Linked DNA regions of Homo sapiens: region 2 is linked to region 1. Evidence: read pairs that join two places in POLR2A ChIA-PET (ENCODE). Cell type or tissue: PC-9. All regions are shown on one strand. Links, peaks and the distances in the headings refer to the core of each region. The heading gives the core; the rest is flanking DNA. Region 1 overlaps ACSF2 (acyl-CoA synthetase family member 2). Region 2 holds the start of LOC105371825 (a long non-coding RNA gene).

Region 1 (2,500 bases), core at 1-2,500:
GAGCAGCAGTTACAAGTGGGTTTTTAAAAGAAAAGAAGGCTGGGTGCAGTGGCTCACACCTGTAATCCCGGCACTTTGGGAGGCCGAGGCAGGCAGATCACAAGGTCAGGAGTTCGAGACCAGCCTGGCCAATATGGTGAAACCCTGTCTCTACTAAAAATACAAAATTAGCTGGGCATGGTGGCGGGCGCCTGTAGTTTCAGCTACTTGGGAGGCTGAGGCAGGAGAATCGCTTAAACCCGGGAGGAGAAGGTTGCAGTGAGCCGAGATTGTGCCACTGCACTCCAACCTGGGCGACAGAGCGAGACTCTGTCTCTAAATAAATAAATAAATGAAAAGAAGAGACAGTTCCTAAGTGATTTACCAAGAATGTACATTAAAATGATATAAGCTATTGATTCATTATACTTTGTTCTTTGTATCACAAATTTTGTTAACATGAAAGTAATGGGTAAAGCAGCTAGTTAGGAGCAAAATGCCTTTAAACAATTGTCCCTGGGAAGGAAGGAGCATGACTGAAGTCTCATGTCTCTCTGGGCTTGACACATTTTGCATACATCACATAGCTCAGACAGCTGCTGAGCTATTTTTCTGTTCTTGTGACCAACAGTTTACACACACATGGAAAACTACAAAATGCTGTTTCTATACAAGCGCCTTGTATTAAGCCTGGAAGTGTTATGGGTGGTAACCATAAATAGTTACAAGAAATAGACTCTTCCCATAATTTCCAAAACATGATTTATGAATGATTTGGTAACGATATCCCTATGCATTCCACTGGGGATCCTCCAGTCTAAATGTAACAGTAGAAAATAACTATGAACTTGGCTGCTGGAATCAGTGAATGGTACACATCTGTTTTAGTTACCCTCCTCTGCTTTGAATGCTGTACATTGCTGCAGTGTACTGTGAAGCATGTAAAGGTAATAAAAAGATGAATGAGTTTGTTTTCATTGACAGAGCTGTTTTTCTAGAAGGAGTCTACAGGGGAAGTCCATAGACACACTGATTCAAGGCAGAAAGTTTGCAGTGCCATTAAAGATGTCAATCAAAGCAGGAGGAATCTGGTTTGTGGAAATGGGAGGGGGAGACTTCCCAAAGAGCCTGGGGTTAGAACCTGATCCCTGAAAGGTTAGGTCTGCAGTTTGAAGCCTTTGTACTTCCGTGAAATCTCACTTGTGCTTCAATCGTTGTGAACCCTGGTGCCATCATAGCTTGCTATAATCTCAAACTTCTGGGCTCAAGCATTCCTCCCATCTCAGCCTCCCAAGTAGCTAGGACTACAGGCAAGTGCCACCATACCCAGATCATTTTAAAATTTTTTGTAGAGATGGGGTTATGAAGTATTGCCCAGGTTGGTCTCAAACCCCTGCCTCAAGCCATCCTCCTGCCTTGGCCTCAAGTGCTGGGATTATAGGGGTGAGCTGCTGATCCCGGCCTCTATTTTACTTCAATCTACAGATGAAACTTTGGAGCCAGGCAGATCTGGATTCAAATGAACCACTTTCTAGCTGAGTAGTTTTTTTACTTAAGTTAAACTTGACTTTTTTTTTCTTTCTTTCTTTTTTTGGTGGAGACAAGGTCTCGCTCTGTCACCTAGGCTGAGTGCAGTGGCACGATCACAGCTCACTACAGCCTCGAACTCTTGAGTGATCCTCCTATCTCAGCCTCCCCAGTAGCTGGGACTACAGGCCTGCGTCACTACACCCAACTAATTTTTGTATTTTTTTGTAGAGATGGTGTTTTGCCATGTTGCCCAGGCTGGTCTTGAACTCCTGAGCTTAAGTTACCTGCCTGCCTCAGCCACCTCCCAAAGTGCTGGGATTACAGGTGTGAGCCACACGCCTGGCCTTGACTTTTCTTATGTATAAATAGTGCATTGTGAGGGTTAAATGAGGTCCCATAAGAAAATGCTTAACACACAGTTTGATGCCAAGGACATGTTCATCCCATTGCATGGGTCAGTGAGCAACCTGTCCTAGTGGTGAGCTATTTTACAGGAATGCTTGTGTAATGATGGCTTGGCCCATTCTTACAGTGACCCCAAGGCCCACAGTATAGTAACTGTGTCTGGGGAGTAGGAGGGAGAAGGTTCCAGCAGGGTAAACTACCTAAGCAAAGGTGGGGCTGCTGGAGATGGGTGGACAGGCCTGAGCTTATGCTGAAGATGGGAATAAAGCTGGTCATGCATTCAACAGGCCAACATGCAGGCTGTAATTTCATCTTCTGGGTTGGCCTTGCCATGGGACTGTTCTAATAACGAAGGGTAGGAACAATTCTGCCAGTGCCTCTCCCTTTAGAACTAAACATGTTGTATTTCTAGCTTACAAATCGTGCTTTATAAACCTCAGTGGCATGCATGTATTCCTCCATTTGGGAGTTAGTTGACGGGAAAGCAAATCCCAGTCCTACCAGTCCTAACTTAGTGTGGCTTTAGGCAAGTTACTGAACCTCCGCAGACCTTAGTTTGTTTGTAAAATAGGCTGTTTGGACAAGA
Region 2 (12,442 bases), core at 9,943-12,442, 470 kb after region 1:
AAGCCAGGCTCCTCCTCACAGGCTCTGCTGCTGTTCGGAGCAGGCCCGGGCTGCTGTGTACCTCACAGCTCCCCGACAGAGTGCTGCACAATGACGACCTTCGGTGGGGCAGACATTCGCCTCCATCAGGCGCCTAATTATGCAAACCCTGAACATGAGACTGAAGAGGAGACTGGCCTGCCCAGGGACGATTGATGAGGCTGGCTGGTTTCATCTTCCCCATTGTGTAGGCCAGAGGCTTCATGATGGGAGCGGCTCAGCTGCGGGATCTCGGTTGCTTTGTTGCAGGCGCTGGGGCAACGAAGGGTGAACTGGGTTAATAAAATGTGCTGGTGACTCACTCCTAGGAAAGAACCTGTGATGGATCATTAAGCTGTCTCGGAACTTATTTCAGGCCCACACCCGCAAGATGAACGCTCTCAATTTGTTTATTAGGTCTCCAACAATAGGCCACTGTTCTCCTTCCCCACAACTCAGTTACACAATCTTTCCCCTCGTGTCTTTCAGCCACCTACTGAAAATCTGTCTGTGTGCCGAGCACGCGCTCCCCATCCCTCTACCAAATGCCTGGCTGGCGCGTCATCCCTGGCTTTGATGGGTACGTTCACTTCCCTAGCGCTGGCTTCCCCTAAGATGGGGGGACTTACCCTCCTGCCTGAGCCCTCATGCTGGCAGATTTGGTTCTTTCCATCTCCCTCTCCGCTGAAGTCTTCTCACCCTCACTGACTCCATGCTGGATCTAGACCTCTGAATGGTCCATCCTAGTGCCTGTCCTGGCTCTCCCAATTCCCCTTTAATCCAAAGGTCTTGGGTTGATCCTTTTTAAAAAGAAATTATTTTATTCTTTAAAACTATATATAAATAATTCATGTTTTTTTTTTTTTTTTTTTTTTTTTTTTTTGTTTTTTGAGACGGAGTCTCGCTCTGTCGCCCAGGCTGGAGTGCAGTGGCGGGATCTCGGCTCACTGCAAGCTCCGCCTCCCGGGTTCACGCCATTCTCCTGCCTCAGCCTCCCGAGTAGCTGGGACTACAGGCGCCCGCCACTACGCCCGGCTAATTTTTTGTATTTTTAGTAGAGACGGGGTTTCACCGTTTTAGCCGGGATGGTCTCGATCTCCTGACCTCGTGATCCGCCCGCCTCGGCCTCCCAAAGTGCTGGGATTACAGGCGTGAGCCACCGCGCCCGGCCATAATTCATGTTTACTATGGAAAAAAGAAATCACTTATAATCTTGCCACTCAGAAATAATCTCTGTTAACATTTTTGTGGTGGGGCATGGTGGCTCATGCCTGTAATCCCAGAATTTTGGGAGGCCAAGGTGGGAGGATTGCTTGAGCCCAGGACTTCAAGACCAGCCTGGGCAACAAAATGAGACTCCATCTCTTCAAAAAATAAAATAAAAAATAAGCCAGGCATGGTGGTGTGCGCCTGTGGTCCCAGCTACTCAGGAGGCTGAGGTGGGAGGATTGCTTGAGCCTAGGAGGTCAAGGCTGCAGTGAGCTGTAATCGCGCCACTGCATTCCAGCCTAGGTAACAGAGCAAGACCTGGTTTCAAACAACAACAACAACAAAAGCACGTTTTTAGGGTATAATCTCTTGGACCTCCCCTCATTCCAGAATTTACCTCTGTGCCCATCTTTGCTGGGACACTTCTGATAGGTGCCCCCGTGGTGTACTGGAAGTATGCAAATGCCACTTCAACTAGTTTTTTTCTTCTAAAGTCAGTAAGATAGGTACCCGGCAAATGTCACTTCTTAGTGAGCATCTACTGCAGGATAAGATGTATTTGCCAGCTTGCATGTGGATCTAGATTGTGGAATCACCTTCCTTGTGGCCTCTGCACATCTACAAATGAGAATGTCTTGCCTGCATTTTTGGAATAGCCTCCTTCTAGTTACGTGGCCTCCAGAGTGAGCAGAACAAGACGCTAACACATCGGATCACTCCTCCGATTGCAACCTTCCGTGGCTTTGCGTCCTGATTTGGGACAGACTCGGGCCACCCGCCTCCTGTGTCTCTTCAGGACGCGAGGCTTGTTTGCCTTTCCAGTTTCTTCGCTTGCCTCCTTACTGGGGGTGTTCATGCTGTAGCCTCATCAGACAATTTGCTCTTCCTAGAATGGGATGACTCTTTGCACCTAAGGATCGTTGTACGGGCTGCTCCAGCTGCCTGGAGTCAGTTTTCCTTCCCCGTTTCTTGTCTGACTAGTATTCCTACTCTTCCTTCAAGGCTTAGTCCAAATATCATCTCCCCTAACTACCCTGCCCCATCTTGTCTACTGTCACTTATGCGCGTCTCCTCTGTGGAGACGTAACAGGCCACTGCTAGACTTTGACTCATTAAAAATCTGTCATCTGTCTCCCTCACCACACTATGAGCTACCTGAGGGCAGATATTGTATTTTTTCTTTATTTAGACAGGGTCTCGCTCTGTCACCCGGGCTGGAGTGCAGTGGCACAATCACGGCTCACTGCAGCCTCAACCTCCTGGGCTCAAGTGATCCTCCTACCTCAGCCTCCCAAGTAGCTGGGATTACAGTCACACAGCACCGCGCCCAGATAATTTTTTTATTTTTTGTAGAGACAGGATTTCGTCATGTTGCCCAGGCTGGCCTAAAACTCATGGGCTCAAGCGATCCACCCATCTTGGCCTCCCAAAGTGCTGCGATTATAGGCGTGAGCCACCATCCCTAGCTAATTTTTGCATTTTTTGTAGAGACAGGGTCTCACCATCTTGCCCAGGCTGGTCTTGAATTCCTGGGCTCAAGCAATTTACCTGCCTCGGCCTCTCAAAGTGCTAGGATTACAGGCGTGAGCCACCACTAGGGATTGTATTTTTTAACACTTTTTTTTCTTCAGCCAGTCACAAAAAATCTGGCCCACAATGCATATTGAGTTCAAGAGGATTTCTTTTTAACTGACTAGAATAAAGGAATAAAAACTATACCTATAGCTGCTCAATGTTATTGTTGCTTCAGAGGTAAGCATTTTTATTAGATCCAGGTACAGAATAAATTTCAAAATTGACTCGGACAACAAGTTTGTACACACCTATGATCTTAATGCTTTACATTATGTAAATTACCTCATGTGAATTACTTAATTTAATCCCATCTCAACCTCACAACAGCCGCATGAGATGAGAGTAATTTTAAGTTATAGATTAGCCAGACTCAGGGATATATCAGGATCTTACAAATAGCAAATAATAGGACCAGAATTTGAACCAAAATCAAAATTATGATCATTTTCTAAACCAAAATGATTAGGATTCAATTGTCTTTAAAGTTTTCTGGGGCCAGGCACAGTGGCTCACCCTGGGAGGCCGAGGCCGGTGGATCCCTTGAGCTCAGGAGTTCGAGATCAGCCTGAGCAGCATAGAGAGAGCCCCGCCTCTACAAAAATATACAAAAATTGGCCGTGTGTGGTGGCACAGACCTGTATTCTCAGCTACTTGGGGGACTGAGGTGGGAGGATCACTTGAGTTGGGGAGGCTGCAGTGAGCTGAGACTGAGCCACTGCCCTCCAGCCTGGGTGACAGAGTGAGACTCTGTCTCAAAAATAAATAGGTAAATAAATAAATAAATAAATAAAGATTTTTGGATGCAGAAATTTGTTTCCAAAAGCAATATCCCTAAACCTGGCCCCTTAGTCGCCTGGTTCCTCATAATTTAGCAGCTGAATAATCACGGGTTCACATCCTTCTCAAAGGGTACTGGGTGTGGTGGCACATTCCTATAATCGCAGCTACTCAGGAGGCTGAGACGGGATGATTGCTTGAGCCCAGGAGTTCGTGCCCAGCTGGGCAACACAGTAAGACCCTGTCTCTTAAAAAAACGTAACTAGGGGACTTATGACCAAATCTTTTCCCTTCCTTCATCTCAACTATGATAAACTTTCTCCAGTCATCTTTCCTCAACTGAACATTTTCTGCATAACTTGGAAAAGTGGTAGATTGTTACCCACAAACAAAGGACTGCTCATCCAGGTAGTATATGGGGTGCACTGATGTCTTGAAGATCTTAACAGAAGGACTCTGATACTGGATGTTCTTTATGTGTAGAAAAGTGCCTTGTTCTACTTAAAGTTCTCATTCACTCAAAAACATTTACAGAGGAGTTAATAATCACAGATAATAACAGTAGCTAACGTTTATTGAGGGCTTAGTATGTGAGAGGCACTGCTCTACCTGCCTTATGAATAGTAACTCATTTAATCCTCAACAACCCTCAGGCAGGAACTATTGTTAAGACAGTCTATAGATGAGCAAACTGAGACAGAGAAGGCAAGTAACTTGCCCAAGGCCACGGAGCCTATGGTATATTGCCTGTCCCTCCATGCACAGGGCTCTCAGCCAGCTTAGGGTAGATGACACAGGCCCCGCCCTCATGGAGCCTAATTGCTCATGTGAGAGAGACATGGAACAAGGAACTTCGGTACTTGGTGCTGGGGACACATACAAGGTGATAAGAGGTATAAGAAAGAAATGTTGGGCCGGGTGTGGTGGCTCACACCTGTAATCCCAGCACTTTGGGAGGCTGAGGAGGGCAGATTTCTTGAGGTCATGAGTTCGAGACCAGCCTGGCCAACATGGTGAAACCCCATCTCTAATAAAAATACAAAAAATTAGCTGGGTATGGTAGCACACACCTGTAGTCCTAGCTACTCAGGAGGCTGAGGCAGGAGAATCGCTTGAACCTGGGAGGCAGAGGTTGCAGTGAGCCGAGATTGCACCACTGCACTCCAGCCTGGGTGACAGAGTGAGACTCCATCTCAAAAAAAAAAAAAAAAAAAAGTTGGACTGCTGGACTGCTAGCTGATGACTTCAGAGGATCAGAGGGGGTGACATTTTAGCTGGATCCTAAAGGATAAGTAGGAGTTCAGTAGGCTGACAAGGGTGGGGTTTGTTGCACAGAGTAACCTTTGCGAAGAGGATAAAACATGTAAAATGTGGAGGTGGAAGAAGAGTAACTTACTTGAAGAACAGTGAGAATTTCTGAGTGATTGGCTCCCAGGGTCCACAGGGGAAGCAGCAGGAAGAAGCCTGGAAAAGCAGGTTGGGCCAAATCATGGAGGGGCTAAAGGAACTGTACATTAGTTGGTGAGAAAGGAAGACTTACTGGAGATATTTAAACAGAGGAGCAGCATGATTACATTTGTGTTATACTTATGAGCAATGGGGAAGATGGACAGGTAGGTGAGAGTTTAAAAAGGAAACCAGAAAATCAATCAAAAGGCAGTTGGAGGCTCACACCTGTAATCCCAACACCTGGGAAGGCCAAGGCAGGAGGATCGCTGGGGTCCAGGAATTTGAGACCAGACTGGGCAACATAGTGAGACCCCATCTCTAAAAAAAAAAAGTTAACCTGGTATGGTGGTGCATGCCTGTGGTCCCAGCTACTCAGGAGGCTGAGATGGGAGGATCGCTTACGCCTGGGAGGTCGAGGTTACAGTGAGCCATGATCACACCAGTGAATTCCAGCCTGGGTGACAGAGCAAGAGCCTATCTCAAAAATAAATAAATAAATAAATAAATAAATAAATAAATAAATAAAAGACAGTTAGAATTAGCTAAGAAACACATAGTCCCCCAAGGAAGGAATTGGTGGGCAAAGTATTTTAAGAAGCAGAATCAATAAAACTCAGTGACCCTAAAGCTTCTCACCTGGGCCTGTGTGAATGGGGAGGACATTAACCTTGGCAGGGAATAAAGGAGGAAGGGCTCATTTGTTCATCTATTTGTTCAACAGACACTTTGTCAGAGCACAGGAACCTGCCTCAGGTACTGGGGCTACAGCGGCGATTCAGACACAGGCCTGCTCTCACAGAGCTCATAGCCTCATGGGCAAGGCAGACAAGTAAACACACTGATTACAAGGCAAAGTAGTGTGTGGGCCGCCCCCTGAGTCAGAGTCTGATGGTGACATCTTGACATCTCACCCTCGCTGGCATGGCCAGCCCTAGAGGCAGCACTGGTTCCTCTGGTCACTCTGCCACCCCCTCACTGAAGAGGTCCACTCTGGCTTCCCCAGGGCACAGGGGAAGAGCCTGATGTGGACATTTGGTGACGGCAGAACTGGAGCCAGGGCACAGCTTCTATGAAGGCAGGGCAGAAACTGGGCCTCCCAGTGGGTGAGCCACGTCAGTGCCCATCTGGGAAATCCAAGAGCCAAATGCTGGTAGAACTGGATAGAAACCCCTAATCAAGGCTGTGGGGGGAACAGAGCCAAGAGTTTATTTTTAATTTATTTTTATTTTTTTAGAGACAGGGTCTCACCCTGTTGCCCAGGTTTAAGCACAGTGGTACAATCGCAGCTCACTGCAGCCTCAAATTCCCAGGCTCAAGCGATCTTCCCACCTCAGCCTCCTAAGTAGCTGGGACTACAGGTGTGCACCACCACACTCAGCTAGTTTTTAAATTTTTTTGTAGAGACAGAGTCTCCCTACGTTGCCCAGGCTGGTCTTGAATTCCTGGGCTCAAGCGATCCTCCCAGCTCCGCCTCCCAGAGTGCTGGGATCAGAGGCATGAGCCACCGTGCTCAACCAAGAACCAAGAGTTTAAAGCTGGGCAGATATGAGACAAGAACAAGCCAGAATATCCAGGGATGATTATCCTAAACCCCAGGGAACTCGCTGTTTTCTCTGATGGCTGGTATGCGCATGGTACTCGGGTTATAGGGGCTGGCAAAGAGGGTCAGAAGTAGCCCTCTAACCAGTGCACTGGTTTCTACATGCTGCAGAGAAGTGGCCCAGTCATCACATCCTTTTCCATCCTCCCAGATAACCCGCATCAGTTCATCTGGGTGTGCTGTGGATTGCAAGGCATGAAGATTGACTATCTGTAATTGTTTCTGCAGGAGGCAAGCTGCAGGAGACGGAGGGAGGTAGAGCGAGGGGCCAAGTACACAGAGAGCAGGGCCTGTGAGGAGAGGATTGTCCCCCACTCTCCCTCTCCAGTTTCCTCTCTTTAGAAAGAAAAAGGAATGGACAGGGTCAGCAGAATCTGGAGGCTGCGTTGAAGCTGCCCGTGCTTCTGAACGAAGCAGCCAGTGCCGCTCGACCATCTGGGACACCGGTGGAATTCAGGGCCCCTCTCAGGACATTCAGGGCATGTGGACAAGGTCAGCCACAGGGTGAGGGAGATGGGTAGAGAAAAAGATAACAGGAAATGAATAAGAAAGGGAGCTGCAAAGAGAAAAAAGAGAGCTGGAGAGGAGTAAAGAGGTGAAGGCCCTGTTTCCTGTCCTTGGATTCTTACAGCTCTGCTCACAGCAGCTTCATTTCACACAGTGGCACCGACAACTGATGTGACCGCTTGGGGAGGCAGTAGTGGCGGGAGAAGGCTGGGTTGGGGACCAACTGGGTATGGCATGAGTTTCTGAACCTGGAGAACCTGAAGCCTGATGATCCCTGATGGGAGATGACAACAGGTGGACTGAGCCACTGAGGGGAGGGAGGCGAGCTGGGAGGGGAGGGGGGGGTTCCACGGCAAGCATGTGAATGAGGACACTGGTGGCTGGAGTCCTGGGAGCACCGCAGTCTCCTTTTGGGGTTGATCGGAGCCCTTGGCAGCTTGGGCAGCAGCCATTCATTGCTGTCTTCATTTTATTAACTTTAATTTGTAACTGGGTTGATCAGCAACTGTTCTTCCTGGAGGGTGTAATTAGGGTTATAAATAAAGTCAAGTGGAGAGTTTGGACAACCAAGGGCTGTGCATTCTGTGCTATACTGAGCCCGGGGCCCCCCACGACACCCTCCCTGGAGGACGCCATTTTCCAGCAATAGGTTTGTTGCCTCATTGACTCAAAGGGAAGGCTGAAGTCGCACAGAACCTCATACTTCATGATTTGGAAGGAGTCAGCGTTGGCAACCTTGATCTTCTAGAAACCAGCCATTTGGGGTATTTCCTGGTGGAGCCTTTTTAATTTAGAGCCCACAGCATTCAATTGATCCCAGATGTCCCAGCTCTTCCTTGAACCATCCAGGTATAGTGCATGCTCCTCCCCACCTACCCCATCCAGGCTGGACCCAAGGTCTCTCAGATCTGACTGCTTCTCTCCACCCCTACTGCCCAGGCTTTAGTTCAAGGACAACTCAGTTTCCCTCTGGATTATTCCTTGGTCCTCCTGGTCTCCCATGGCCCTCTCACTGTCTCCAAAGTAACCATCCTAAAGTACAAATATCTCCTTGTTACAGCACTCCAGGACAACCCCAAACAGCCAGCCCCTCACATCTCTTGCCTTTGCACATGCAGTTTCCTTCTCTTTGAATTTGTGTCTCTCTCTTGCCCTTACACGTCCATCATTGCTTGGTCTGAAATTGGTCCTCTACTCTCTTAAATCCTGTGTGTCAGTGTCATTCTGGATTTGCAGATGCATTTTGGACAGGGATCGTATCTCTGAATTTTTTTTCTCTAAGGTCTATCCCAGATAAGGCCCATATATAGATGTTCTAGGTGATAAGGTTCTAAATGTTCTATGTGATAAAGCTGCTGCTGTATATGTGGCTAAGTGTTGAAACCAACACTCTCCAATAAAACTTTACGTGGCGATGGAAATGTCCCATATCTGCCATGTCCAATATGGTAGCCACTAACAACATGTGGCGATTGAGCATTTCAAATATGACTATTGCAGTGAAGGAACTAAATTCATGGTATTGAATTTTAACTTAAGTAATTTAAATTCAAATAGCCACATCTGGCTAGTGGCTACCATATTGGACAGCACAGGTTTGGCTTAAGCCAACTTGGAATAAGGGTTAGTTAACAAGACTTCCTGCCTGTATCAAATTCAGCACCTCACAGCTATTTTTCAATCTTTGAATAAAATAAATAGCAGTAACAACAATATTTAATCCAGGATTAAATATTGTTTTGATAGCTCAGACTGGGGCAATGTCACAGGCTTATCATCCCAGGCAAACTTTTGATAGTCCAGGGCAATTTCATCTGTTTAAAACATGCTGAGGCTGGCGGTATCTTGCCAGCAAATGCCTTCTAAAGAAGGTGGAACATGGCCGGGTGTGGTGGCTCATGCCTTGTAATCCCAGCACTTTGGGAGGCTGAAGCAGGTGGATCACTTGAGGTCAGGAGTTTGAGACTAGCCTGGCCAACATGGTGAAACCCCATCTCTACTAAAAATGCAAAAATTACCTGGGTATGGTGGTGCATGCCTGTAGTCCCAGCTACTTGGGAGGCTGAGCCAGGAGAATCACTTGAACCTGGGAGCCAGAGGTTGCAGTGCACTGAGATAGCACAGCTGCAACTGCACCCCAGCCTGGGTGATAGAGTGAGGCCCTGTCTCAAAAAAAAAAAAAAAAGAAGAGGAAGAAGGTGGAGCATGATGAACCCAGCTAAGTGAGCTGCTCCAGGCATGAGTAGTGGTATTCCCCAAGCAGGGGAGAATGGTTTCTTAGGTATCCTGAAATGTGAGAGAAATTATATCCCGAGAGTCTTACAGGGAAGATCTGAATTTATCCTAAAAAGGTTATTTATTGGCCCAGCCCTAAAAACTTTAAAACAGGGGTAGAAATAGGACTAGTTCAGCAGATGTGCAGTGCCAGGCTGTTAGGTTTCCTTAACTCTTGCTCCAAGGGTAGATCCTTTCTTCTGCCTGTACTTTCTTGGCAATTAGCAATGTGTCTGAATACAAAAAGAAAGCTTAATCCTTTCTTTCTGGGCAGCTGCATCCTTTGAGTTACGGAAGCCCGGAGCTCTCTGGTGACTGATGGCAAGGTGGAACAATGGGTCAGACAGGGAGGTGAGAGCAGGGGTAGGACACTGACAGCAAAAATACAAAGTTCTCCAGCTCCAGTGCCTACCCCAGTTATCAGCCTGTGCTAATGAAAAGTGACGACTCAGGAAAAGAAACTCTCAGCTGCCTTGGCCTCTAGAAGAAATGGTTTTGATGGGGGTCGGGGAGCAGCAGGCTGGGGAATAGGATGAGGCTGCCAGCATGGCAGTAGCTCTGTTTAAAAACACCCTTGGCCAGGCGCGTGGCTCACGTCTGTAACCCCAGCACTTTGGGAGGCTGAGGTGTGTCAATCACCTGAGGAGTTCGAGACCAGCCTGACCAATATGGTGAAACCCCATCTCTACTAAAAATACAAAAATTAACCGGGCGTGGTGGCATGTACCCGGCACTCAGGAGGCTGAGACAGGAGAATTGCTTGAACCTGGGAGGCAGAGGTTTCAGTGAGCCGAGATCGCATCACTGCACTCCAGCCTAAGCCACAGAGCGAGATTCCGTCTAAAAAACAAACAAACAAAAAAAAAACAAAACAAAAACAAAAACACTCTCACAGGATGGGAAGAGCTAACAAAAGGAAAATAATTATAGCATTTTAGCCAACACTGTATCTGCTTAAACTCACATATAAATAGATCCTTAAGCCCTTCTCTACTCGGCATAGCCACTTTAACCTCATCCATGAGCAGGGACTTTGAGGGGGCAGGAGAATGTTTTCTGGTGAAGCAAAGAACCGCCCCCACAACCAAAGCACCACACAAACTTACGAAAAAAACAAACAACAACAACAACACCAAAAAAACAAACAAACCCTGCTCAGTCCCTGGGGAAGAGAAAAGGCCAGGATATGGAACAGGGAGGGAAGGGCTGCATTCAAAATCCCGTCCTACCCATACATTGTAAAATGGTACAACCACTTTAGGAAACAGTTGGGTGGTTTCTTTAAAAGTGAAACATACACTTACCATGTGACCCAGCAATCCCTCTTCTAGTTACTAATGCGAGAGAAATGAACACATGCATCCACATGATGATTTATATACAAATGTTCATAACTGCTTTACTCATAATAGCTGCCAACTGGAAACAACCCAGATGTCCAAACACAGGTGAATGGCTACACAAACTATAACATATCCATATAATGGAATATATTACTCTGCAATAACAAGGAAAGAACTATGATAGACGCAACAATATGAACGAATCTTGAAATCATTAGGCTGAGGGGGAAAAGTCAGAGGTAAGAGTAGAGTAGAAACTGTATGGTAACGTATACAAAACATGCAAATCTGATCTGTCATGACAGAAAGCAGATTGGTGCTTGCCTGGGGCCAGGGAAGGGGCATGACTGACTCAGAAGGGGCCACAGGGAACCTTTCAGGGTAACGGAAATGTTCTCTACTTTGGTTATTGTGGTAGGTATGCAAACATACAACAGTGCACCTAAAATGGGCACATTTTGTTGTGCGTAAGTTAGACCTCAACAAAGTTGACTTAAGAAATAATTCCTTCCCGAGAGCCTGGCCTACGAGGTGCGGGCAAGCAGAGAGGCCTCCCTCAAGGCACTGGCGATACTGCCAAGCTGGAAAAACGGCTCGCTGGCAGCCTGGAAAAGGCCGTTCTCTGGCTCTTGATCCTTAAAAGGCTGGAATTTCTGGCTGAACAAGAAGGCCTGGGCCCAGTCCCCAGGGGGCAGCTTCTCCTCAGCTCTGGGCAGGGTGCCCGGCCACCCCTCACACAGGTGCTGGCTTGCTGCCCAAACACAGGACCAGGGGGCCTGGGCAGGCCCCCACAGCCCTGCTGGGGGAAGAGGAGGAGACCAGCCCGTAGCCAGCCCAGCCTCAGCCCCAGCAGCCTGTGGCTGGCAGGGCCTCTGCCTACACAGCAAGCTCTCAGAGTGGGGGGATGGGAGCAGCGCCCAGGCACCCACCCAGCTCCCCCAACCCAGAGTGTCACCGGGGACCTTTACCCTGAATGGGGATGGTTTTAACAGCCCCTAGAGAGGGTCAGGGCATCTGTGACAGGACAGGGTCTGAGCCCCGGACTTTCACCTCTCAGCCCAGTGCCCTTTTCCCCGCAGCAGCCTAAGCTCCCAGTGATTCTCTGGGGGAGGGATTTCTGATGGGGCTGGTTCTAAAGAAAAGCTCTCCAGGGCAGGGCCTGTGAAACCCAAGGACTGACTGCTGCGGGGGCTGGATAGCCTTTGGGGACAGAGGAGGGGAGAGGGTGGCAGAACCTAAACAGCTGCGGCCGCTGCTTTGTCCAAGGGCAACCCAGCCTCCCAGGTGTGGCCATCACCTCTGCCTCTGACCTGAGTCTCAGACCAGAGCCAGCTGAGGCCTGGGTGCTCCCTTCAGCCCCTTCTGGTTCTGCAATTCAAGGCCCAGTTAACCCCCTGTGGGGTCATAGAGAAGCTTGCAGAGGGTGAAGCCTGGGACCTGATTCTGCTCACCCTGGACTCTGGCCCAGCCAGTGCCTTCTGGCAACAGGGACCCTCTGGGGTCCCAGGAGCCCTGGAACCTCCTCTGCTCCCTCTGGCTCTGTCTCCTGCCCCACCCCCTTCCCTGTTGCCACCTGCACCTGTTTTTCCAGCCTTGCTCAATCTCTCCAATCCACAGGCTGTTTGTTCCCAGGGGTCGCCTCCCCTTATCTCCCAGGCAGCTGTTGGCCATGGCCTGAAGGTACAGAATT

Evidence for each region. ChIA-PET counts read pairs that join two places held together with the same protein. Peaks named below come from ENCODE experiments on the same cell type or tissue, not always from the same donor. Only the 100,000 strongest peaks of a DNase experiment are listed, where the experiment ranks them.
Region 2: POLR2A ChIA-PET joins it to region 1 with 9 read pairs; 1 of 35 experiments calls an interaction of 5 or more read pairs at or near these places.

The regions. Positions count from the first base shown.
Region 1 is chr17:50,430,349-50,432,848 of GRCh38, forward strand. All of the region lies in intron 1 of ACSF2 (acyl-CoA synthetase family member 2), which reads left to right. Among named protein-coding and RNA genes, the nearest start is that of ACSF2, 5.4 kb to the left of the region's middle. RefSeq lists an enhancer at 902-1,597. In PC-9, for the core only: no CTCF peak of the experiment used is centred there; a DNase peak (open chromatin) is centred at 1,073; H3K4me3 peaks cover 614 bases; H3K27ac peaks cover 468 bases.
Region 2 is chr17:50,893,261-50,905,702 of GRCh38, forward strand. LOC105371825 (a long non-coding RNA gene) reads right to left here and starts at 811. Exons shown (of 3, transcript XR_001752940.2): 1 at 648-811; 2 at 1-291. In PC-9, for the core only: a CTCF peak has its summit at 11,455 (motif pointing right); DNase peaks (open chromatin) are centred at 10,791, 11,301, 11,881 and 12,351; H3K4me3 peaks cover 2,006 bases; H3K27ac peaks cover 2,500 bases.